Linked DNA regions of Homo sapiens: all the other regions are linked to region 3. A link is an interaction called in ENCODE POLR2A ChIA-PET data of the cell type or tissue named here. Cell type or tissue: CD4-positive, alpha-beta T cell. All regions are shown on one strand. Each heading gives the region's core, and the rest is flanking DNA. Links, peaks and the distances in the headings are about the cores only.

Region 1 (8,098 bases), core at 2,009-7,008, 90 kb after region 3:
GTCCCCCAGGTTGGAGTGCAGTGGTGCGATCTCGGCTCACTGCAACCTTTGCTTCCTGGGTTCACGCCATTCTCCTGCCTCAGCCTCCCAAGTAGCTGGGACTACAGGCACCTGCCACCACGCCCGGCTAATTTTTTGTATTTTTAGTAGAGATGGGGTTTCACTGTGTTAGCCAGGATGGTCTCGATCTCCTGACCTCGTGATCTGCCCGCCTCGGCCTCCCAAAATGCTGGGATTACAGGGGTGAGCCACCATGCCTTGCCTCTTTTTTTTTTTTTTTTTTTTTTTTGAGATGGAGTCTCGCTCTGTCACCAGGCTGGAGTGCAGTGGCGCGATCTCGGCTCACTGCAACCTCTGCCTCCCGGATTTAAGCAATTCTCCTGCCTCAGCCTCCTGAGTAGCTGGGATTACAGGCACACGCCACCACGCCCAGCTAATTTTTGTGCTTTTAGTAGAGACGGCATTTCACCATGTTGGCCAGGATGGTCTCGATCTCTTGACCTTGTGATCCACCTGCCTTAGCCTCCCAAAGTGCTGGGATTACAGGCATGAGTCACCACGCCTGGCCTATGACTTGTTTTTCTAACACACCAGGCCATAGCCTTTCTTAATGTTTTGCCTGCTTCATACTGTAAATCAGAAACTCCTCTCGGGAGGCTTCTGACTGTAGCCTGACCATCTCACCTGATCTCTTCTCCAATCCCTCTTCCCCTCTCCCCTTTATTTTCCCTTTGCTATTTTTACTTTTCATGCAGTGTCAGAGAAGTGTAGTGACTATGTCGGGGGAGGATCCCCCAGCTGCCTCTGGTAGTTGGTTTTATACTTCCCACTTTTGGCGTGCTGTACCTTCTAGAATTTCTGTCAGTAGACAATTTTGTGTTTTTCTTTGGAGCTTTCAAGATCTTGCACATAGCTTATATAGTTACATGGCTGTGAACAGAGAACGGGCAGTTTCATGGTGGCATTGGCTGTGAGGGCACTTACATTGATGAATTCAACCCACCACAGTGGCTGTCTCCCCTGTCAAAGTGAGTGAGGGGATGAGAGCATTTTCTGAACCAGCTCATCTTCCTGAATAGCTTCTTGCATGCCCCTGGGCTTTTCTGTTGGCATTTAATTGCTGGCTGTGGAATCTTGCCTGTTTTCCAATATAGACCTTTGGCTTTAGATCCTGTTCTTGTTCTTACCCACTCTCACTAAACTGAACTCCAGGAACCACATCTCTTTTGTTTGCTGCTGTATCCCAGGACTGAGCAAAGGCCTGATGCTTACTAACACCTCAAGAAATATTTATTGAATGAAGAAATGAATATTGACCTGGAAAGTTCAAACTCTTGGTTTTCCTTGCTTCTTCCTGAAGTCAGGGGCCAGATTAAGAATTTGTTTAATAGTCTTAAGCAATAGAAAAATTATTATGTCCCTCATACTTTCATCCCTCCGTATGTATTTTAAAAACAGCGTAAATGCAAAACAAGTATAAAGAAACCTAGCAAAATATAAAGAAAATGCAGCAAAATTCTGATTTTTACCTTGGTTACCACTTTCATAAATATAAAGTAACTTAAAATATTTGTTGTTGTTGTTGTTCTTGTTTTGCCAGTTCCCTGAGCACATGCTGTTGAGTAATCCTGCCTGGACCAGTACTTCCCTCACCCTAGACTTCACCTTCAGTTCCCCTTTATACCACCTGCTGAAGCTGCCAGCCAGCCTTTTCGACCACCCTCCCTCCCCCAGGGGTGTTTGGCTTCTCAGACCCCAGCCTGAGCTAGTGCCCTTGGCTTCCTAGGGTCTTGCCAGGAAAGCAAAGGAGAACATGCATACCGCCAAAGAGTACCTAATAATAAGAACTCCCATCCTGAATTGTGATTTATAGTCAGCATAGCACATGTGTCAGGTGATTATACTTAGGCTGATTTTAGCCTTAATAATCTGCTTCTGTGATCCTGTATGTGGGAAGCCTAGAAATTTCTCTGTGATCCTCCTTCCTGGATCACTAAGAGACAAGTCAAGACATAGGTCCATTCTACCACCTGTGTTAATCTGGGCCTTGTTGAGACCATTTAAAGAAAGGCGTGATGCTAGAAGTAAGGTCCAGGCCTCCTGCACACTGTTTCAAGGCTGTGACCATAGTCAGATCCTGTTGCTTGAGTCCAAAGAGTTTAAAATAGTGTTGGAAACCTCCTAGGGAAAAAACAAAAAACAAAACACCACATCTTCCTGGGTAAGGAAGTGACATGTGCTGACTAGAGCAGGAGGGGTAGCCAAGGCTCCAAGTTCTATTCTGGACCTGTTGTTGATTTGAGGTGTGACATTCAGCAATCTGAGCTGATGTTCTGTAGCTCTGATTGGTTTCTCATCTTCTGCAGAGAGAGTGAAAGAGGCTGTGCTTGCAGGGGAAAAGGTGAACACTGGTCTCCTGTCCTTTAGGAGAGCTTCACCATTACACGTCCTGCCTCTCATTTGAATTTCCAGGCTTTTTTAGAGTCTCGCTCTATTGCCCAGATTGGAGTGCAGTGGTGTGATCTCGGCTCACTGCAACCTCTGCCTCTGGGTTTAAGCGATTCTCTCACCTCAGCCTCCCAAGTAGCTGGAATTATAGGTGCGTGCCACCATGCCTGGCTAATTTTTGTGTTTTTAGTAGAGACAGGGTTTCACCATGTTGGCCAGGCTAGTCTCGAACTCCTGACCTCAAGTGATCCACCCACCTCGGCCTCCCAACCAGGCTTTTTTAAATGCAGAAACCGCCCGCCCCCAGAGTTAATATGGAAACCCAGCAATGTTGTTTATGTTTTACTTGAATTCGTTTCATCAGAATTGCATTCCTTTTAACAGTGTGATTAGATCAGCTCTTAGAGGGGATGGCAGCTTCAGTAGGGTTTAGGAAAGGAAAGGAATATTTGTGTGGGGCACACACTTTGGCTTTGATAGCTTGAGGATACCAGGTACATGATAATTTAGATGGATAACAGAAACTTGTGTCCCTTGAGAGCCAGGCATGTATTAGATGCTTTCATACATTATTTAATTGTAATACAAACCAATAAAGTATTCCCATTTTTTGCACATGGGCAAGCTGAAAGTCAAAGAAGTTATGTAACTTGCCCAAGGTCACACAGCTAATAAAAAGGCTGAGCTAGGATTTATTTCTCCTCAAGTCTGTACAACGCCAGAGCCCATGCTGTTTTCACAGAGCTTTTCTGTCCCTGGTGAGATTTAGGAAAGGAGGGTAGGAGAAAGAAGGGTGATGAGATGCCATTTTTACCCACCTTGCGATTTTGCTTGTTGGGACGTGTTTAGCCAGAACATTCTGTTTATAGAATACTAGATTCTATATATAGAGATGCTGCAGCAACATATGTGGGAAAGATACCAATTGGCTGTAGGTGAGGATTTCAAAAAGCCTTTGTTCTTCATCACAGCATAGGCCACACGTGTCAAAACACCACTGGTAATTGGTTTACTGCTTAAGTGGCTCTGTCCTATCATCTACATAAAATCTGTTGATGTGGCTCACAAAGTCAGGTGTGATGGGGCCAGAGGTGAGGGTGTGGTGTATCCTCACTGCATGTACTGGAGCTGGTGGCACCTGTTGTGTGACTACTGCAGTGAATGATTACTGAGTAAATAAGAGGTGTCTCAGCCAGGCGTGGTGGCTCACGCCCGGAATCCCAGCACTTTGGGAGGCCGAGGTGGGCGGATCACCTGAGGTTGGGAGTTTGAGACCAGCCTGACCAACATGGAGAAACCCCGTCTCTACTAAAAATACAAAATTAGCTGGGCGTGGTGGCTCATGCCTGTGATCCCAGCCACTTGGGAGGCTGTGGCAGGAGAATCGCCTGAATCCGCGAGGCGGTGGTTGCCGTGAGCCGAGATCGTGTCATTGCACTCTAGCCTGGGCAACAAGAGTGGAACTCTGTCTCAGAAAAACAAAACAAAACATTAGGTGTCTCCTTTTTTCTTCTCCAAGGGAGACCAGATAGCAGTGGGTGCTGGCACACATCCAGGGATCCTGGCCCCTGGGCTAGCAGAAGAGATGGCTTGAAGGTGTCAGGTGATGGAATAAAAAGAGCTGGTCTGTCAAGTGGTATAATTTCAGGGGACCAAGAATGTGTCCTGCCCCTCAAAAACTTGCCCTAGCTGTTTGCTATTGCTTGGGATCCCACAATTGAAATTTCTTTTTCTTGATTTAAATCTTTGAGACCCTATTAAAAATGAAGAGACTCCAGGAAGAGTTTTGATTGTGAAACATTTTGGTCATGTTAACTGGAAGTATGAATGAGTTTATAAGATTGATTTCTGAGAACCAGACTGAGGAAGGGATAGGGAGGAGAAGGCACTGTGCCCCTAGTTGCAGGGACAAGAAGGAGACACCAATGAGTTTGAGATAAAGGCCTTGAAGAGAGATGCTGGGTCTCTAAAGAAATACTTGGTTTCCTTCACAGTTTTGTCTGAGAAAAGACAAGCAGCTGACAGTGCTGGTTATGGAGGCCCATGACCCCAAAAGAGGTTGTGCTGAGTAGATAGCCCACCAGCATGTTCGGATGGAGGCACAATGTTGTCTGGAGAGCAGCTGACAGCTATAATGTAACCAGGAGTGCTGGACCTTTGGGTCTGTGGTTTACTGTGATGTACTGAGACAAAGACTGTCACAGATCTTAGAAGGGGGAGGCACAGCTTCCAAGAAATGATGCAAAATGGTGGCGCAAAAGAGGCCACCAGTGGCAACAAGGGCAGGGCATTTCCTTTGTGGCTGGTGGTCACGGACAACTTCTGGTCTCAATTTCCCAATGAGCTATGCTAAGAAATTTACCAGAAAGCAAAATAAGCCATGCAAAAAGCGATGACAAAGCACTTGGGGTATCCATGCAAAGGTGCAGTTCCCCCTTGTCCACTAATTTTGTGGAGCCAAAAGAGCTGATCCAGAAGCTGCAAAGATAGTCCCTGTGATTAAGACATACAACTTTTTTTTTTTTAAATGCGAGACTCTGTCTTACTCTGCCACCCAGGCTGGAGTGCAGTAGAGCAATCTTGGCTCACTGCAACTTCCACCTCCTGGGTTCAAGTGATTTTCCTGCCTTAGCGTCCCAAGTAGCTGGGATTACAGGCGCGCACCACCACGCCCAGCTAATTTTTGTATTTTTAGTGGAGATGGGGTTTCACCATGTTGGCCAGGCTGGTCTTGAACTCCTGACCTCAGGTGATACACCCGCCTCGGCCTCCCAAAGAAGGCATACAGCTTTTTTGGCCTGAGTTCTTCCAAAGAGAGACCCTTCCTAGTTGACTTGGCATCATCTTTCATTCACCAGTGTTCTCTAACTGCCTTTATGATTAGAATTCTCACAGCGTTTTCTCCCCCAAGGGCATATTTTACAGAGGCAACTCAAATCTCAGTGCCTTTCTGAACTCCTTACAATTGGGTTTATAGATGCCTCCACCCTGAGGTTCAATTTCACTGTCCATATTCCTATTCTAAGTCTGGAGCACTTTATTTTTGATCCAGACTTTTAGCTTCACTGAGGCCTCTTGGGTTCTAGCTAATTTTTTTGGACACATTTCCCTAGTGGGCAGCCTAGGAATGGCCTGTCCTCCCTATCCCCCAAAGTTTGGCAAGGTCTGTACCCCCTACCTTAATGGAATCAGCACTACTTGAGATTTCTGAACATCCTACACCGTTTCCTCTCCCCTCAACCCCTGCAGCCTCATACACGAGGTCTAGTGGAAAGCAGGATCTGCTGATCACTAGGATATTAGAGCCAGTGTCTCCAGTAGGGAAGAACTCCTGGGCATGTGTTCTATGCCCTGAATGACAGCTCTCTGCCTATCAGTTTCTGCTTTCCCTCCATCTCACCTTTATTTTGGCTTTTACCTAGAAGTACAAACTTTGTCTTGTTCCTCTGCCTGGACTTCCTAACCCTGTCCAGGACTAAAGCCCTGCTGTCAGTCCCTCACCAGGGACTTTCCACACTTTCCCTGGCCAGGTCACTTATCTGATACTAGAGCCTTTTCTTGCATCTAGGCTTTAGTAGGTAGAGTTCTGTCCATGCACAGATCTCCCTGTGTTGACCACCTTGAACTTCGCCTAGTGCTCTTTGCGCTAATTAGATGCCATGCTAGTCTGTCCTGCTGCCTTCTGGAACAAGGCTCTTAGCTTTGTTGAGCTCTTGCCCTGGATTTCATGTTAGCTGTCCAGCTGCCTGCACCTCAAAAAGAGCTTTTAATATGCATTATAAAACTCCAAAAGGGAAATAGAATATATAACATTTTTCAAACGTATTTAACTAGAGATCCATTTTTTTTTTCTGAAGGAATATTTATTAAAATCTTACAGAATATGTGTTTGGTGGAATACAGTTTTGGAAAGAGTGAATCTTTATCCCAAAGGAATGGACATCAAATAGAGTAATTCCAGATGAAGATAATGTTACTATTACCTTCATCTGAAATTCCAGATGAAGGTAGTAATCACTATTTCCTGTGTGTCTGCATAAGGATAGCTCTAATCCGCAGTGGAACTCTAAAATAGGGAGGAAGGAAGAATTCTGCATTCTTTCTTCCACTTTGAATCCTCTTCTTCCCAATGGAAACAGGAAGTGGTAAATGCAATGGTGCCATCACGGCCATGGTCGTCACTGGCTTCTGGATACAAGATAGGAGGGCTTCTCTGAGGCTCTCTTCCCTAGATTGGACCTCTCAGAATTTCTCTAGAGTGCTCCTGAGCACCCTTCCTTCTACTCTGGGACTATATTCATCTCAGCATCAGTCTCAAGTTTAACTGCTAGTTCAGGATTTTGATGTTACACATGGGGATCAGTGCCAGATGGGATGTAGCTCATTTTTATGGAATGAGTATGACATAAATTTTCTCCTTTCCCTATTAAATTTCTCTTCTATATCTTGTGGGCAGTCCAGACTATAATTTTTTTTTCAATCCTTGAATGGAGATAAGCTCATGCTCTGTGGGCAGGGCGGTGTTACAGGTGGGTCGCCATTTAAATCCGACTGGGTGGGTGACCACGTACCAGGAATGGAAGTTGGCTTAGCTAGTAACCAAAGAGCAAGCCAGTTACTTCCCCTGCATGCCATTCCCAACCAGCACAGCTGGGGAAAGACCACCTGAAAGAAATCTCTAAGACTTCTGATGAAGAAATTACTAGGTCCTCTTGAGACCCTCATGTATGTGTCTTTATTGTCGTGAGTGAGATCATTAGTTGGCTGATCTCAGTTGGCTTAGCTAATCATAAACTAGATGGAAAGGCTCAGCTTTGACCATGACCTTAAATATGGATGGACCATGTCCTTAGGTATGTTCTTTGAGCATCCAGTAAGCAGCATTCTCCGTAGACAAGCCCCACCCTTGGGGCCTTAGCCTATGGCATTTGTCCATTTTTGCCATTTCTTCTGAAAGACTATGGTTTTAACTGAAGACCAGGGAGTCAGCTCGCTTATAGGAAGTGGGAAGAGGGCTTGAAATGGGCATTCAGAGATCTTAAATAGAGCTTGTAGTTTATTTGGTCAGTCTACAAGTATTTGCCACGTTAGTTTAGTTTAGTTTAGTTTAGTTTTGAGTCGGAGTCTCACTCTGTCACCCAGGCTGGAATACAGTGGTGTGATCTCGGCTCACTGAAACCTCTGCCTCCCGGGTTCAAGTGATTCTCCTGCCTCAGCCTCCCGAGTAGGTCAGATTACAGGGGCCTGCCACTGCGCCCGGCTAATTTTTGTACTTTTAGTAAAGACGAAGTTTCACCATCTTGGCCAGGCTGGTCTTGAACTTTTGACCTCATGATCCACCTGCCTCGGCCTCCCAAAGTGCTGGGATTACAGGCGTGAGCCACCGTGCCCAGCCGGTATTTGCTAAGTATTAATTGGCTTATAACTGTGGAAAACTTGTTAACAGCTTTAGGAAGGCTGTTAGGGAAAGTCTCAGGTTGCAGTGAGCTGAGATCAGGCCATTGCACTCCGGCCTGGGTGACAGAGCAAGACTCCATCTCAAAATAAATGAATAAAAATTTAAAAAATAAATAAAGAGACAAAGTCTTGCTCTGTCACTCAGGCTAGAGTGCGGTGGTGTGATCACAGTTCACTGCAGCTTCAAACTTCT
Region 2 (8,098 bases), core at 1,040-6,039, 410 kb after region 3:
ATAAGAATGAATCACAGATAGATTGGCCATTCAAACATGAAAAGGAAAACACATTTTTAGAAGAACACATAGGTTAATATCTTCATGACCTTGTGGTAGGTGAAGGTTTGATTTCTTAAACTGGACATAAAAAAGACTAACCATAAAGAAAAATAAATAAATTCAGTTATATTAAACTTAAGAATTTCTGCTCATCAAGACACTAAGAGAGTGAGTAAGCAAGACTTAGAGTAGGATAAGATATTTACAATACATGTATCAAAAAAGGGCTCATAGCAAGATCATATAGAGAAGCAACGAAGTAAAAGCACTATGGAGCAAAAGCATGAGAAGAACAGGATATTTACATATTGCCTCATTATATATTTATTAACTACAAGAGAAATAAAATAGTAACAGTACAGTGGAGACACAAGACAGATACCACCTTAACCAAATGATCCAAGCTAACTTTACCACTGATAAAGTATATTGACATTGTGTTCTTCCTGATATGAACTGAGAAGGATACATTATTTCTTGCAAAGATCCATAACCATATTTAACTTGAGTGTTTCCTTTAGACAAATACAAATTGAGGGCACTTTACAAACTAACTGGCCAGTTCTCTTCAAAGACGTTAAGGTCACGAAAGACAGACTGAAGAACTGACTTAGGTTAATGGAGACTTAAGGAGACATGGCAAGTAAATACAATGTGTGATCCTGGCTTGATTCCTGGCCCAGAAAAAGACATTAGCGAGACAATTGTTAAAATCGTAATAAGCTCTGAAGATGGGTACCAATGTTAATTTCTTGATTTTGAGATTAGCTACAGTTATGTAAGATATCGAGATATCAAGCCAGATGAAGGAAACACAAGATTTTTTGTAGGCTTTTTCCTGAGGTCTAAAATTATCTCAAAATGAATAACTAAAAATAAAGAAAAAATTAAATTTTTGTAAAGTGCCTATTCAAATATTTTGCAGTAAATTGGTAAAAGACTTCAACAGCACTTTATAAAACAGAATATCAAAATAGCCAATATAGCACATTAAAAAAAAATGCTCAACTTGATTAGTCTTCAGGGCAATGCAAATCAAAGCCTGGTGAGATACTGCTGCACACACCAGAATGTCCAAAATGAAAAAGACTAGTTATACCAAATGTTATCAGATTGGAGCAACTGCTACTCTATACACTGCTGGTGGGGATGTAAATTGGTAGAACCACACTGAGAAACAGTTTGGCAGCATCAATTTAAGCTGAACAAATGTGTGTCCTATGACCCAGCAATGCGTAACAGTGTTCATGAAAAGACATTTTCAAAGAATTTTATAGGAGCATTATTTGTAATAACTAATAACCGAAATAATTTACATGTCCATCAATAGTGAAACGAGGCTAGGCACAGTGGCTCATGCCTATAATCCCAGAACTTTTGGAGGCCAAGGTGGGAGGATTGCTTGAGCCCAGGAGTTCAAGGCCAGCCTGGGCAACATAGGGAGAGCCAGTGTCTAAAAAAATTAGCTGTGCGTGGTGGTGCACACCTGTAGTCCCAGCTACTCGGGAGGCTGAGGTGGGAGGATCACTTGAGCCCAGAAGTTCTAGGCTGCAGTGAGCCAGGATCATGCCACTGCACTCCAGCCTGGGCGACAGAACAAGACCCTGTATATATATATATTTGCTTGTGTGTGTGTGAAATGAATAGACCGTGGCATAGTCACATAATGGAATACAATACAGCAAGAGAAATATCAAACTACAAGTACACACAACAACGTGGATGTTAATATTGTGTGATGAAAGCCAGGCACACAACAGTACTTCTTATTTTATGTTATTGATAGAAAATTCAAAAGCAAGTGCAATTCATCTATGGTTTTAAAAGTCAGGATAATGGTTACCCTTGGGGTGACTAGAAGGGTTTCTGGGGTTCTGATAATATTCTGTTTCTTGATCTAAGCACTGATTACATGGTTGTGTTCACTTTTGGCAAATTCATTGAGCTGTGTGTTTCTCTGTATGTATGTTATGCTTCCATTAAAAGTTTATATTAAAGAAGTCAATCTTTTAGGCGAAATCATCGCATTTTTCTAGCATAGTAATAAAGACACAGCTAGTGTAAGCTGACAAATGAGTTAAACTCCTGAGCTGAAGAATGCTTGGATTGGCCCTGTATTAGTCTGTTTTCACATGCTATAAAGAACACCCAAGACTGGGTAATTTATAAAGAAAAGAGGTTTAATTGACTCACAGTTCTGAATGGCTGGGGAGGCCTCAGGAAACTTACAATTATGGCAGAAGGTAAAATGGAAGCAAGGCGTCTTACGTGTTGGCAGGAGAGAGTGAGGGGGGAAGTGCCACTTTTAAACTATCAGATCTCATGAACTCACCCACTATCATGAGAACATCACGGGGGAAACCGCCCCCATAATCCAATTACCTCGAGGTCCCTCCCTCGACACCTGGGGATTACAATTCGAGATGAGATTTGGGTGGGGACACCCAAGAGCACCCAGAGCAAAACCATATCAGGCTCTTCAGGAAAAATTATTTTCAAAATACACAATTGATCTCACTGAATAGCTCTGATAATTTTCTCAGCTGCATCCTGACAACTGCATAGTGAAAAAAAAGTCACAAGAACCAAATCATGAAGTGATGACTAAACATATTTTACAGAATTTTGTGCATTTATATATGTGAAAGAAAAACTAATAAAATGTCAGGTAAAATGAGGTGGCTCTTAAAATGCCATTGTTTTCCTTAAAAATAAATGATTACTTGATTTTTCTAGGAAAATACAAAACAGAGGCTGTGAGTGATCAAGAGTCTCATTTAGCCTCTTACAGTGCACATTAGCCTGAAGGCCACACACTCCCTTCACCCACTGTTTGCTCTTCTCTGAGCCTTGAGCCTCTTCAGCTCATGGGAATTGACTTTGAAGGTGGACAAGACGATGTACCAGCGTGATGGAAGTGTTCTGTGTCCTAATGGGGGCGGTGGCTACACTGGTGTATACATTTATTAAACTCACTGAACCGTACACTTAAGGCACACTTTTAAATACATTTAAAGGCACACATTTGAAGTGTATGGTATATTTATTTGGGGCAGCATTCATATATTTAAATAAATATACAATAAATAAATATATAAATAATAAATATACCATGTATTTATATATAAATAAATAATAAATTTATATATTTATAGATTTAAGTATATGGTATATTTATTTGGGGCATCATTTATATACATTTAAATATATAAATGATGCCTCAAATAAAAAGATGCCGAAATGATTAATGCTAAAATGATAGATGTTAATATATATGTTAATATGTTATATCTCTGTAAATAGCTATATGTCACCTTGAGTCAGAATTTATTAAACTGACATCCATTATGTTATCAGTAAGCCCTCCTGGCATTTCTCAGGTGGATGTCAGGAAGCTGAGCTCCCTGTGGCTTGACCTGCGTCTCCTGGGTTTAAACATCGGCTGACTGCAGGAGTCAGAGGGAGAAGAAAAGGAGACAGGCTGTGCATGAACTTGACGAGTGCCATGAAACAATTATTCCACTCAATAAAATTTCTTGACAGGATGAGCAGGTATTTTCAAATCGCATAATAATGAAGCTGGGATCAGCTAAACGTTCCACACGGACAGCGGCTGCAACCCAGCTTCCTCTCAAATTCCATCCTCAGGAAAGTGTTTCCAGTACTTAGGCGAGGACGCCATCTAGTGGCAGAAGAAGCAACCACAGGGCGAGAGCAGCGTGGCCGAATGAGTTCATCTTTCTTGCCCCAGCTTATCTTTCTTTCTTGCCCCAGCTTATCTTTCTTTCTTGCCCCAGCTTATCTTTCTTTCTTTGCCTTTTTACAGAACTAAGGTCTCTTGGCAGAAGGTAATTCTCCACTAGTGGACTGCCGGTGGTGGGTTAGTCACTCACCAAAGGGCTTGAAAGGATCTTCTGAAAAGATGCTTTGACACTGAAGAGAATTGAGGGGGCTCTTTTGAAGGGACAGAGTCAGACACTAAATCTCCCCTAGCCAGGACAGTAATGGTGACAGCTGGGGACACAAGGCTGCAATTAGCCCATACCTGCCTGACGTATTTGTACTAATTAGAAAAAGTCTTCTTTTATATGGGGGGATGAAGCCCCAGGGTGCACGACTTGGTAAATGGAATACTGGCTGTTTTTCAGCGGCCCTCCCTGCTTCTGCCAGGAACTCTTGTACAGTAGACAACCTGCACGACCATGTGCTGCAGCCCTTAGGCAGCAATAGTACCTTCTCCTGGCACCTCATTTGCCCACAGCAAACACCAGTTTCTAGGAGATGGGGCACAAGATGGGTACACCCACCCTCAAATGTATCCTTAAGGTATTTGGATAGCCATTGTTGCATGTGGATTTCCATTTCTTTTCTTTTTCTTTTTTTCTTTTTTTGAGATGGAGTTTCACTCTTGTTGCCCGGGCTGTAGTGCAATGGCGCGATCTTGGCTTACCGCAACCTCCGCCTCCCGGGTTCAAGTGATTCTCCAGCCTCAGCCCACCGAGGAGCTGGGATTACAGGCGTGCGCCACCGCGCCCGGCCCCATTTCAACAGTTCAGAAGTTTTTAGCTTTCGGGCCTAGGTTTTGAAAGCCTCTTGCAGCTGAAATGGAGAAAGGGTAGGAGCTTCTCATGTAGTGTCTTTAGGAAAATAGCATCACAGGCTGGGTGCAGTGGGTGGTGCATGCCTGTAATCCCAGCACTTTAGGAGACCAACGTGGGAGGATGACTTGAGCCCAGGAGTTTGAGATCAGCCTGGGGAATATAGCAAGACCCTGTCTCTATTAGAAGAAAGAAAACAAAATAAAATAGCATCACACAGCTATGTCATAAAAGACTGTAGTGTGGGATTGGACATCCAAAGTTATAGATAAACGGCATAAGAAATTTTATGTCATAAAATTTGTGGATAGACAAAAGACACACTGCAGAACTAAAGGAAAATGTTTATTCACTTAGCTAACATTTCCTAAGTACCCTGGTTGGAGACATTGGACTAGGAAGAGGGAACAATGGTGACTAGAACAAGAGTCTCTCTGCTTGGCAGACTCCATGGTCATCACCACATCCTTGCCCTAGAAAATGCCTGCTCTCCTCCCCTAGTCCACACTGCAAAAAGCTTGTCTTTTTTTTGAAGCCTTCTGGAGTTCAGGAGTTTCTTCATATCACTTTGGAGGCATCTTTTAGCACATCTTATTATAATTACTACATATTTATTTAGTAGCTTTTACCTCCCCCTGAATCAGCTTATTGTTTCTTTGTTTTCTATTTCATTGGTGTTTGCTCTTATCTTTATTATTTCCTTCATTATACTTTTTTTTTTTTTTGAGACAGTCTTGCTCTGTCGCCGAGGCTGGAGTACAGTGGCATGATCTCGGCTCACTGCAACCTCCACCTCCCAGGTTCAAGCGATTCTCCTGCCTCAGCCTCTCTAGTAGTTGGGACTACAGGATCGTGCCACCATGCCCGGCTAATATATATATATATATATATTTTTTGGTATTTTTAGTAGAGATGGAGTTTCATCATGTTAGCCAGAATGGTCTTGATCTCCTGACCTCGTGATCCGCCCACCTCGGCCTCCCAAAGTGCTGGGATTACAGGCATGAGCCACCATGCCCGGCCTATTTCCTTCATTATTCTTTCTTTAGGTTTACTCTGCGCTTTTTTCTATTGTCTTTAGTTGAACTCTGACCCATTTATTTGTTTTTGCTATTTTTTATTGTAGTTAAATACATATAACATAAAATTTGCCGTTTTAAACATTTTGACGTGCATAAATTCAGTGGCATTAATTAAATTCACGATGTTGTGCAACTATCATCACTATTTCTAAAACTTTTCATCACCCCCAACAGAAAGTCTGTATCCATTAAGCAGTAAATCCCCATTCCTACCTCCCCCGAGACCCTAGTAACCTCTAATCTCCTTTCTGTCTCTATGAATTTGCCTGTTCCCGATATTTTATACAAGTAGAATCATATAATATTTGTCCTTTTGCGTCTGCCTTATTTCACTTAATGTAATGTTTTTAAGGCTCATCCATGTTGCCGCATGTGTCAGAACTTCACTGCTTTATATGGCTGAATAATATTCCATTGAATATACATACCATATTCTGATCCATTCATCTGTTGATGGACACTTGGGCTGTTTCCACTTTTTGGCTATGGCGAATAACGCTGCCGTGAACACTGGCATGCAAGCGTGAGTTTGAGTCTCTGTTTTAAATTCTTTTGAGTATATACCTATAATTATGTCTTTACATCACTGCTACTTCCAATAGACCATAGACCTTTAAGGTTGGTCTCATTCATTTTTACATCCCCAGACTTAGCACAGGCCAAATACACAGTAGGAATGGGTGTGAGTTTGGTAAATAAATGAATAATGATAACAATATTTTACATCCATGAATCACTTTGAAGGTTATAAAACACTGGTCATTTTTTTTTATTTAATCTTCCCAATGACCCTGTGAGATACTTAGGAGAGTCTAATATTATTATTTCTATTTTATAGAAGAGGATAGCCAAGGTAAAAGAATCAGTGTCAAAGTCACTTAGGATTCAAATCCAAACCTTTCACCATCTAGTTCAATTCCATTTTCATCCTAACTTGCTGTTTCTCCTGTTATTTCTGACAAAAAATATTGGTGAAAATATCCATTCTTACTGAAAATTAACTACAGGAATATAATAAAGGTTTTTCTATAAAAGAGCCAGAGGAGACTGGGGGAGGTCTTGATTTGTCCTTATTGTCTAGTCAAATAGCTGCTTACCTGGAGTTTAAACAATCCAGAGTAATTTTTTTTTTTTTGAGACGGTCTCACTCTGTTGCCCAGGCTGGAATGCAGTGGCATGATCACAGCTTGCTGCAGCCTCTACCTCCCAGGCTCAAGCAATCCTCACCTTAGCCTCCCAAGTATATGGGACTACAGGCGTGTTCCACCGTGCCTGGTTAACTTTTCAATTTTTTTTGTAGAGACAGGGTCTTGCCAGCCTTGTCTCCAACTCCTGGGCTCAAGCAATCCTCCTGCCTCAGCCTCCCAAAGTGCTGGGATCGCAGGCATCAGCCACCAAGGCCAGCCAGAGTGATCTTTCGACATCAGATTTGCTTGTGTTATTGCTGCTCTACGTGAAACCTTCCAATGCCTTTGCAGTGCTTCCAGGGTAAATAACAAAATCATTAACAGGCCTACCCACCCTGTAGAGTCTAGCTTTTGAGATCTAAACTCCAATCTCAACAGGGACTAGACAATTAGCTTAAATGAGCAAACAGGCTGGGTAAGAGATGAAAAACAGCAGCTGGCTTTTGGCTGCAGTGGTGGGAACTGACAAAGAGTGGCCGGGCTGTGGCAGCTCGGAGAGTCCATGCCACATGTGAAGCAGCAGCCAGGGCTTGATTTATTGCCATGGGGGCATGCAGGCCCAGGGTGGCCAGACCTCCCAAGTTTCTTAGAGGAGCAGAAATCTGGATATTTTGTGTGACATCTATATATGTTTAATAATGGCAATGAATTCAAATTTAAAAATCATTTGGGCCAACACTTTGGTGAGAATCAGAGGAAGCAGAACAGGCCAGATGCTGCCCACAGAAGATGGAGACCTCAACTCTTTGCTCTGCATGTCTCTCCTGGCTTACCTCCGGTCCCTCTGTACTCTGGCCATACCAGATATCTTCTAGGACCTCTTATGCAGTAGTTCTCAACCCTGGGTGCACACAGGAATCACTGAGGGGACCTGGAAGAAAAAAAAAGTGACATTTGGACCCCTCCTCTGGGTATTTCTTTAATGATGTTCACATATAGGCAGATTGAGAATGTCTAATTACCAACTGGACTTCTGCCTCCAGCTGTGCCCCCTCTGGTCAATTTCCCATATTGCAGCAAGAGGAATCTTTTAAAAACATAAATCTGATCAAGTCACTTCCCTACTCAAAATCTTCCATGGCTGCCCCTTGCCATCAGGATACATAACTTTGCACTCTTGGAAGGTCCTTCATGCTGCATCCCATGCAGAGCCCTCCATCCTCACTTCTTCCCCTCACTGCCTCTGCTC
Region 3 (8,098 bases), core at 1,004-6,003:
CAGGCACTGAGCTGGGCCTGGGAATACAGCAATATACAAAACAAACAAAAGCCCTGCCCTCAAAAAGTTTACATTCTTTTTTTTTTTTTTTTTTTTTTTGAGATGGAGTCTGGTTCTGTCACCCAGGCTGGAGTGCAGTGGCGCAATCTCGGCTCACTGCAGCCTACAGGCATGCACCACCATGCCTGGCTAATTTTTTTTGTATTTTTAGTAGAGATGGGGTTTCACCATGTTGGCCAGAGGCTGTTCTTGAACTCCTGACCTTAAGTGATCTGCCAGCCTCGGCCTCCAAAAGTGCTGGGATTACAGGTGTGAGCCACCATGTCTGGCCAAAAGTTTACATTCCAGTGAGGAAAGAGAGAGAGACAAACAATGAATGAATGATGAACAAATGAATAAGCTATCTAGTATGTCGATAGTGACAAGTGCTACGGAGAAAATTAAAACAAGGGGGCCAGGCACGGTGGCTCACGCCTGTAATCCCAGCACTTTGGGAGGCTGAGGCTGGCAGATCACGAGGTCAGGAGATCAAGACCATCTTTGCCAACATGGTGAAACCCCGTCTCTACTAAAATACAAAAAATTAGCCGGGGGTAGTGATGGGTGCCTGTAATCCCAGCGACTTGGGAGGCTGAGGCAGGGGAATTGCTTGAACCCGGGTGGCGGAGGTTGTAGTGAATTGATATTGTGCCACCGCACTCCAGCCTGGTGACAGAGCAAGAGTCTGTCTCAAAAAAAAAAATTAATAAAAAAAACAAGGGGTGGGAGGCAGGAGGAAGTACAGAGGTTTTCCTCTAAATTTTAAATAAATTTTGTGGAAGTGAGTGATATAAAGGTAAAAGGGGGCCAGACGCGATGGCTCGCGCCTGTAATTCCAGCACTTTGGGAGGCTGAGGCGGGTGGATCACCTTAGGTCAGGAGTTAGAGACCAGTCTGGCCAACATGGTGAAACCCCGTCTCTACTAAAAATACAAAACTTAGCCAGGCGTGATGGCGGGTGCCTGTAATCCCAGCTCCTCAGTAGGCTGAGGCAGGCGAATCGTTTGAACCCGGGAGGCGGAGGTTGCGGTGAGCCGAGATCATGCCATTGCACTCCAGCCTGGGCAACAAGAGCGAAACTCCATCTCAAAAAAAAAAAAAAAAAAAAAGTAAAAGGGACACAAAATCTTTGTGATCATTTTCTGTGAGTTGGGGTAGCTAACTGACCAGGTTGTGTCCCAGGAGATAAGGCGTGTTTGTGAATATGACTCACTCCCTGGGGAAAAATAAGCCAAGATCTCCAAAAGAGAAAGCCAGAAAAGCCAGTTGCAATGATAGATGAAAATGGAATTTTACCCTAGACCCCAAATATAAACACTATATAGTTCTAAGAAAATAACAGTGTTGATGTGGTGAGATGTGATAGATCTAAGTGCAGAAGAGGAAGGAGCTGAAGACTCACTTTCTCGGCTCCTTTTCCTGCCCAGGGGGTGGAGGCTGGGCAGGGGGGAGGGGAGGAATCCAGGTCATGAGATGGGTGTGGCTGTGGAATCTGTGGAGACCACGTGTATTTCCTCAGGAGATTCCCTGTTCACAGATACAGGCATGAGCCTGGAGGGACTGCAAGTTGTGGTCTCAGGGTGACCACCTAGCTCTCCACGGCACTATTTTTTGAACCAAGAGTTTCAGAGCTATAAAGTTTATCATGCCAGAGATGAAATCGGAACACACAAAAAATTGGCATTCTGAAGACATTTTGATGGTTTATGAGAATCATGGGATAGAATAGCAGAAGGAAATAAAAGTTTGTGGTTGAGGGCAGGATGCGGTGGCTCACGCCTGTAATCCCAGCACTTTGGGAGGCCGAGGTGGGTGGATCACGAGGTCAGGAGACTGAGACCATCCTGGCTAACGTGGTGAAACCCCATCTCTACTAAAAATACAAAAAAATTAGCCGGGTGTGGTGGCGGGCAACTATAGTCCCAGCTGCTCGGGAGGCTGAGGCAGGAGGATGGTGTGAACCTGGCAGGCGGAGCTTGCAGTGAGCCGAGACTGCGCCACTGCTCTCCAGCCTGGGGGACAGCATGAGACTCTGTCTCAAAAAAAAAAAAAAAAAAAGTTTGTGATTGAGGAGTAAAGATTGAATATGGGATAGTAGGAATACTAGTGTTAACAGATAGTATCCATTGTAACCTGGCTAAGAGAGACAGCAGGCTCCCAAGAATTTGCAGTGGCCAGGCACAGTGGCCCACACCTGTTATTCCAGCACTTTGGAAGGCCAAAGCTGGAGGATTGGTTGAGCCTAGGAGTTCGAGAATAGCCTGGGTAACATAGTAAGACCTTGTCTCTACAAAAAATACAAAAATTAGCTGGGCATGGTGGCGCACGCCAGTAGTACCAGTTACTCGGAATAACAGTACCTGTTATTCCAACACTTTGGAAGGCCAAAGCTGGAGGATTGGTTGAGCCTAGGAGTTCAAGACTAGCCTGAGTAACATAAGACCCTGTCTGTACAAAACATACAAAAATTAACTGGGCATGGTGGCACACGCCAGTAGTACCAGTTACTTGGGAGGCTGAGGAGGGAGGATTGCTTGAGCCCAGGAGGTTGAGACTGCAGTGAGCCGTGATTGCACCACTGCACTCCAGCCTGAGTGACAGAGCAAGACCCTGTCTCAAAAAAAAAAAAAAAAAAAAAAAAATCCGGATGTGGTGGCTCATTTCTGTAATCCCAGCACTTTGGGAGGCGAGGCAGGCAGATCATTTGAGGTTAGGAGTTCGAGACGAGGCTGACCAACATGGTAAAACCCCATGTCTACTAAAAATATTTTAAAAATTAGCCAGGCGTGGTGGCTAATGCCTGTAGTCCCAGCTGCTCAGGAGGCTGAGGCAGATGAATTGCTTGAACCCAGGAGGCGGAAGTTGCAGTGAGCCTAGATCGCACTACTGCATTCCAGCCTGGGCAACCGAGAGACTCCGTCTAAAAAAAAAAAGTGCTCTATAGATGTCTATTGAATGAGTGAATGAATGCATTGATGAATGGATGGGTGGTCTCTCTGATCCTGAGCTTGCCATGACAAGCCTGGAGAACAGACATCTAGCCTATACCCTCCTTTTAATGGATTCCCCTTCATTGTAGGGTTCCCCCAAGGAGACAGCTACTGTTCAAAGTGTAGCCTTATACTGTTCTGCTGAGCTGATCTGCTTACACCTTACACTGTTCAATGGCAGATGGTGAGGCGTGCAGGGCCTATGGGCACTGGGGAATTCAAAGGCAATCTTCAGTCACCAACAAAATAGGGCCTACTACTTACGCGGTAATGCTTGTATACTGAGTTTGTCATGTCCTTATGACAAATTTGGACCAAGGTTGTTGGTCTGAGACAAGACCCAGTCTGCCCAGAAACTGCATGGGGCCTTCCCCAGCCCAGATTCCTTCAGTCATTTCATGCCCCCATGTTCCTGTGATCCTCTTTGCCTGGAAGAAAAACTACCCGTCATCAATGGGAATGGGTGATTTTCTACTTGCTTTTGAGCTCTATTTCATAAGCTGACAGTTTTCTGAGATTCCCAAGGACATAATGAAGCAGTTTCCCATCTGCGGGTTATCTTAATATTTTTAAGTGACAGACCTGTGTTTCAAGCCAGGATGTCCTGACAGGAAACCTGAGTAATATATTGCTCTTTCTTCCTGCTGGTGTGTTTTGGGTGGATGTGTGGGAGCCACAAATGTGTGGTAGCTTCTTGCTGCTTCCAACAGTCTGTGGTGTTCATTATCTTCTGGTTGGGGTTTTCCTTTGAGAATAAGCCAGCAAAGAATGAATGTCGAGGTATGGTTCCTGGTGATGCTGTGCGTGTGTAATGGGGAGTGAGCATGCTGCCTCCACGGAGTCCTCTGCTCCGTGTGCCCAGTGAATTGAACAACGCTCAAGGGAAGACATGTTCTGGCCCAGCATTCTCTGGGGAGTATATGGTATGGTTCTAGACACCTGAATCTCTGCCAAGCTCAGTGTCTCTCAAAATGACTTGCTTTTAGACTCACATTTGATTTTGTAAAATCTTTCACCGAACACACCTGGCAGACATCTCAAATTTCCTGCACATTAGCCAAGGAATTCTAGCTAATGAAAGCTGAAAGCTATGACACTGTTATGACAAAATTAACACCCTGAAAGGCTAATTAATCTTATATGGATTACATTACCTAGAGTTTGAGCTTTGGCCATTATCTTTGCAGTATAAAAGCTATTTCCCCAAAACCTTAAAAAAGAGAGAAAAGAAAGCCATTCCCATAAATCATATTTCCGACACATAGCTCACCATGAAAATGTCCACAACACAGTGATATAACTGATACCTTGCAAATGGCTTTTTAAAAACAAAACAAATTAGGCCAGGCACTAATGACCTGGCTTGATGACCTGAAGGTATCCTAACATGGCTGTTAGAGATTTGAGGGCAGGGGCTGAGTCTCGGTGTTTGTTTCTGTCCCTAGCACAGGGCCTCAGACAGTGATGGATACATATTAGGTGTCGATTAACAGTCACTGAATTACTGAATGGAAATTTACTGGTGCTGACTGCACCACTAGACTCCACACACAAATAGACCTGCCCCGTGGGATTCTTCACAAGAGCAAATATTTTATGAGAGCTGTTACTCCGAGTTGATTGGATGGGCAAAGTGAAACCACAGAATTGGGCTTTAAAACCAAGTGGATTTACTCTGCTAAATTTTACAACTAGGATCTTCTGCTCTGGGTGGAGAGTTGGACAAAATAACTTCGAATTTGAGGTTTGTAGGTTCTATGAAAATACAGGCTTTTTGTTTTGTTTTGTTTTGTGTTTTAAAGACAGATGAACCCAGCAGGCAAGCTGGCAGGAAGTCTGACTGCAGTACTTGCCTGAGAGGATGACACAGGCCAAATGAGAAAAGGAAAACAACAAGGCAGCCAGAGCTAGTAAAGCACTTTGCAAAGTAGCTGCAGAGCTTTCCAGGATTTTCTGGAAAAAGGAAGAAAAGGAGAGTAAAGGGCAGGAAGAGGATTGGTTAACAACTGGATTCAGAAATGCCGATGAGTGGATTTGCCTATCGGTTTTGTTTTTCTAAGTCAGGGATAAGGAAAGAGGGTACACTTGGCCTGGCGCTGCCTGCTGGCAGGGCTTCCTTCCCCAGGCTGTGCTGAAGCCATCCTTAGAGCTGCCAGGGTGTCCTGAGGCCTGCTGCCCTGTGCAACTCACTGGAAAAGAGGACAGACTGCCCTCCAAAGATGTCTAAGGCACATGGTACAGTGGAAGGAAGGGACAGCAGTTTTGTTTAATTTCATGTTGCTTAAAAAAATGTTTATATGCATTTGCTTTTTTGAACAGATAATTTATTTATATGTTTAAAACTAAAAAAAATGAAAAGATGTACATCTCTTCTGTCCCTGTCCCCCAAATGCCCACTTTCCCCCACCCTAAATAGATAACCCTGTTATAAGGTTTTTGTTTATCCTTCTAACGTTGTTTTTCTACACATACAAGCTAAAACAAATCTATACCCTTCCTTACTCCATTTTAACATATTTAGTGCCAGTCTGTACACGTTCTACACGTTTGTTGGGTTTTTCCCCCGCTTTAACACCCTATCTTGGTGACATTTCCTTATCGGTATATGAGAGTATCCTCATTTTTATCTATCTTTGCGGCTGTAGAGTATTACATTGTATGGACTACTATAATTTAACTGGTTCCCATCAAGGGGTGTTTAGATTGTTTCCAGTCTTTTGGCATTACAAATAAAAGCATGGACTTTAGAGACATGTGCTTTCAAACCCCAGTCCCGATGCCTACTAGGTGATTGACAATGGGTCTTAATTGCCTCCTCTGTAAAGAGGAATTTTTTGTTTGTTTGTTTGTTTGAGACAGAGTTTTGCTCTTGTTGCCCAGGATGGAGTTCAGTGGCGCGATCTCAGCTCACTGCAACCCCCGCCTCCTGGGTTCAAGCAATTCTCCAGCCTCAGTCTCCCAAGTGGCTGGGATTACAGGCATGTGCCACCATGCCCGGCTAATTTTGTATTTTTACTAGAGACGGGGTTTCGCCATGTTGGTCAGGCTGGTCTCGAACTGCTGACCTCAGATGATCCACCCGCCTCGGCCTCCCAAAGTGTTGGGATTACAGGCATGAGCCACTGCACCCGGCCAGGAATTATTTTATGTTTATTTCACCTGTCCCTTAACATTGCTGTGAAAGACTCATATAATATACAAAGAACTTGAGAAATCCTAGGTGCTCAGTGGAAACAATATACCTTGCAATGAAGCATATTCAAATTTATTCTTGAAAAAAAGAATACTGATCAGGACCCCTGGCTCATGCCTGTAATCCCCACGCTTTGGGAGGCCAAGGTCTCAAGAAGGACTGCTTGAGACCAGGAATTCAAGACCAGACTGAGCAACAGAACAAGACCCTACCTCTTCAAAAGTAAAAATAAAAAAATTAGCCAGACATGGTGGCACATGCCTATAATCCCAGCTACTTGGGAGGCTGAAGCAGGAGGATCTCTTGAGCCCACTACTGCACTCCAGCCTGGGTGAAAGAGCAAGACCCTGACTCTAAAAAAAAAATGTGTTTGATTATTTTTTGAGACAGTCTTGCTCTGTCACCCAGGCTGGAGTGCAGTGATGCAATCTCGGCTCTCTGCAACCTCCGCCCTCCAGGTTCAAGTGATTCTCCTGCCTCAGCCTCCCGAGTAGCTGGGATTACAAGTGTGCAACACCACGACTGGCTAATTTTTGTATTTTTAGTAGAGACAGGGTTTTGCCAGGAGTTGGAGGTTGCAGTGAGCCGAGATCACGCCACTGCACTCCAGCCTGGGCAACAGAGCAAGACTCCTTCTCAAAAAAAAAAAAAAAATGTGGCCACTGAAAAATTGTTAACATGATTCACTTTATATTGCTATTGACAGCATCTTCTATGCACTTTCCTACATAATCATCCTTCGCTTGGGTGAAGACAGTCCGTGTGATTGCCTGAGTCTTCTCTTCTCCAGTTATATCACACTGCTTGCGCCTTTTATTTTTTATTTTTTTTCAGACGGAGTCTCGCTCTGTTGCCAGGCTGGAGTGCAGTGGCGCAGTCTCGGCTCACTGCAACCTCCGCCTCCCAGGTTCAAGCAATTCTTCTGCCTCAGTCTCCCGAGTAGCTGGTACTACAGGCACGCACCACTATGCCCAGCTGATTTTTGTATTTTTAGTAGAGACGGGGTTTCACCATGTTAGCCAGGATGGTCTCAATCTCTTGACCTTGTGATCCGCCCGCCTCGGCCTCCCAAAGTGCTGGGATTACAGGCGTGAGCCACCACGCCCAGCCTGCTTGCTCCTTTCAAATCTGTTGATATACTGAAACCTCCTGAACTGAGATCATCCCGAGACCTCACTGTCTTGAACATGCTCAGTTCCCTCCACTCTTCCTTACAGATCATTTCTCATAGAACCAAATTTTGTCATCCTTGTTGTCCACATCTCAATATTCTCCAGGTTATGGCTATCTCTATCCCTCCTGCCCTCCAAAATGAGACCACACGCTTGTAATCCCAACACTTTGGGAAGCCAAGGCAGGCAGACTGCTTGAGCCCAGAAGTTGGACACCAGCCTGGGCAATGAAGTGAGACCCCTTCTCTATCAAAAAAAAAGAAAAAGAAAGAAAACAAAATAAATTTTTAAAAAAGGGGAGACAGAATCCTCCAGAGAACCGTTGCAGATGTCCCAGAAAGGTGATGCTCCCAAGTGCACAGGGACAGAAAGTAGAATGGTGGTTGCCAGGAGCTGGGTAGAGGGGAATGAGGGAGGAGTTGTTTCATGGGTACAGAGTTTCAGTTTAGGATGATGGAAGAGTTCTAGAGATGGATGATGGTGGTGAGTGCACAACCACGTGACTATATTTAGTGCCACTAAACTACACTTAAAAAATTGGTTAAAATGGGGCCGGGCGCGGTGGCTCACGCCTGTAATCCCAGCACTTTGGGAGGCCGAGGCGGGCGGATCATGAGGTCAGGAGATCGAGACCATCTTGGCTAACACGGTGAAACCATGTCTCTACTAAAAATACAAAAAAAATTAGCTGGGTATGGTGGCGG

What was found. Peaks named below come from ENCODE experiments on the same cell type or tissue, not always from the same donor. Only the 100,000 strongest peaks of a DNase experiment are listed, where the experiment ranks them.
Region 1: POLR2A ChIA-PET joins it to region 3 with 8 read pairs; 9 of 35 experiments call an interaction of 5 or more read pairs at or near these places.
Region 2: POLR2A ChIA-PET joins it to region 3 with 5 read pairs; 6 of 35 experiments call an interaction of 5 or more read pairs at or near these places.

Annotation. Positions count from the first base shown.
Region 1 is chr2:70,040,299-70,048,396 of GRCh38, reverse strand. The region is part of intron 6 of PCBP1-AS1 (PCBP1 antisense RNA 1); the gene reads left to right. It also overlaps a transcript of ASPRV1 not described here. Among named protein-coding and RNA genes, the nearest start is that of PCBP1-AS1, 43 kb to the left of the region's middle. In CD4-positive, alpha-beta T cell, for the core only: no CTCF peak of the experiment used is centred there; a DNase peak (open chromatin) is centred at 4,716; H3K27ac peaks cover 1,653 bases.
Region 2 is chr2:69,720,456-69,728,553 of GRCh38, reverse strand. It overlaps a transcript of ANXA4 not described here. Among named protein-coding and RNA genes, the nearest start is that of ANXA4, 18 kb to the left of the region's middle. RefSeq lists an enhancer at 3,796-3,845. In CD4-positive, alpha-beta T cell, for the core only: CTCF peaks have their summits at 3,521 and 3,732 (motif pointing left); a DNase peak (open chromatin) is centred at 3,723.
Region 3 is chr2:70,129,434-70,137,531 of GRCh38, reverse strand. No RefSeq gene overlaps it. Among named protein-coding and RNA genes, the nearest start is that of LINC01816, 8.2 kb to the right of the region's middle. RefSeq lists enhancers at 1,615-1,664, 1,725-1,784, 3,688-3,997. In CD4-positive, alpha-beta T cell, for the core only: no CTCF peak of the experiment used is centred there; DNase peaks (open chromatin) are centred at 1,451, 3,751, 4,601, 4,871 and 3 weaker places; H3K4me3 peaks cover 2,737 bases; H3K27ac peaks cover 4,927 bases.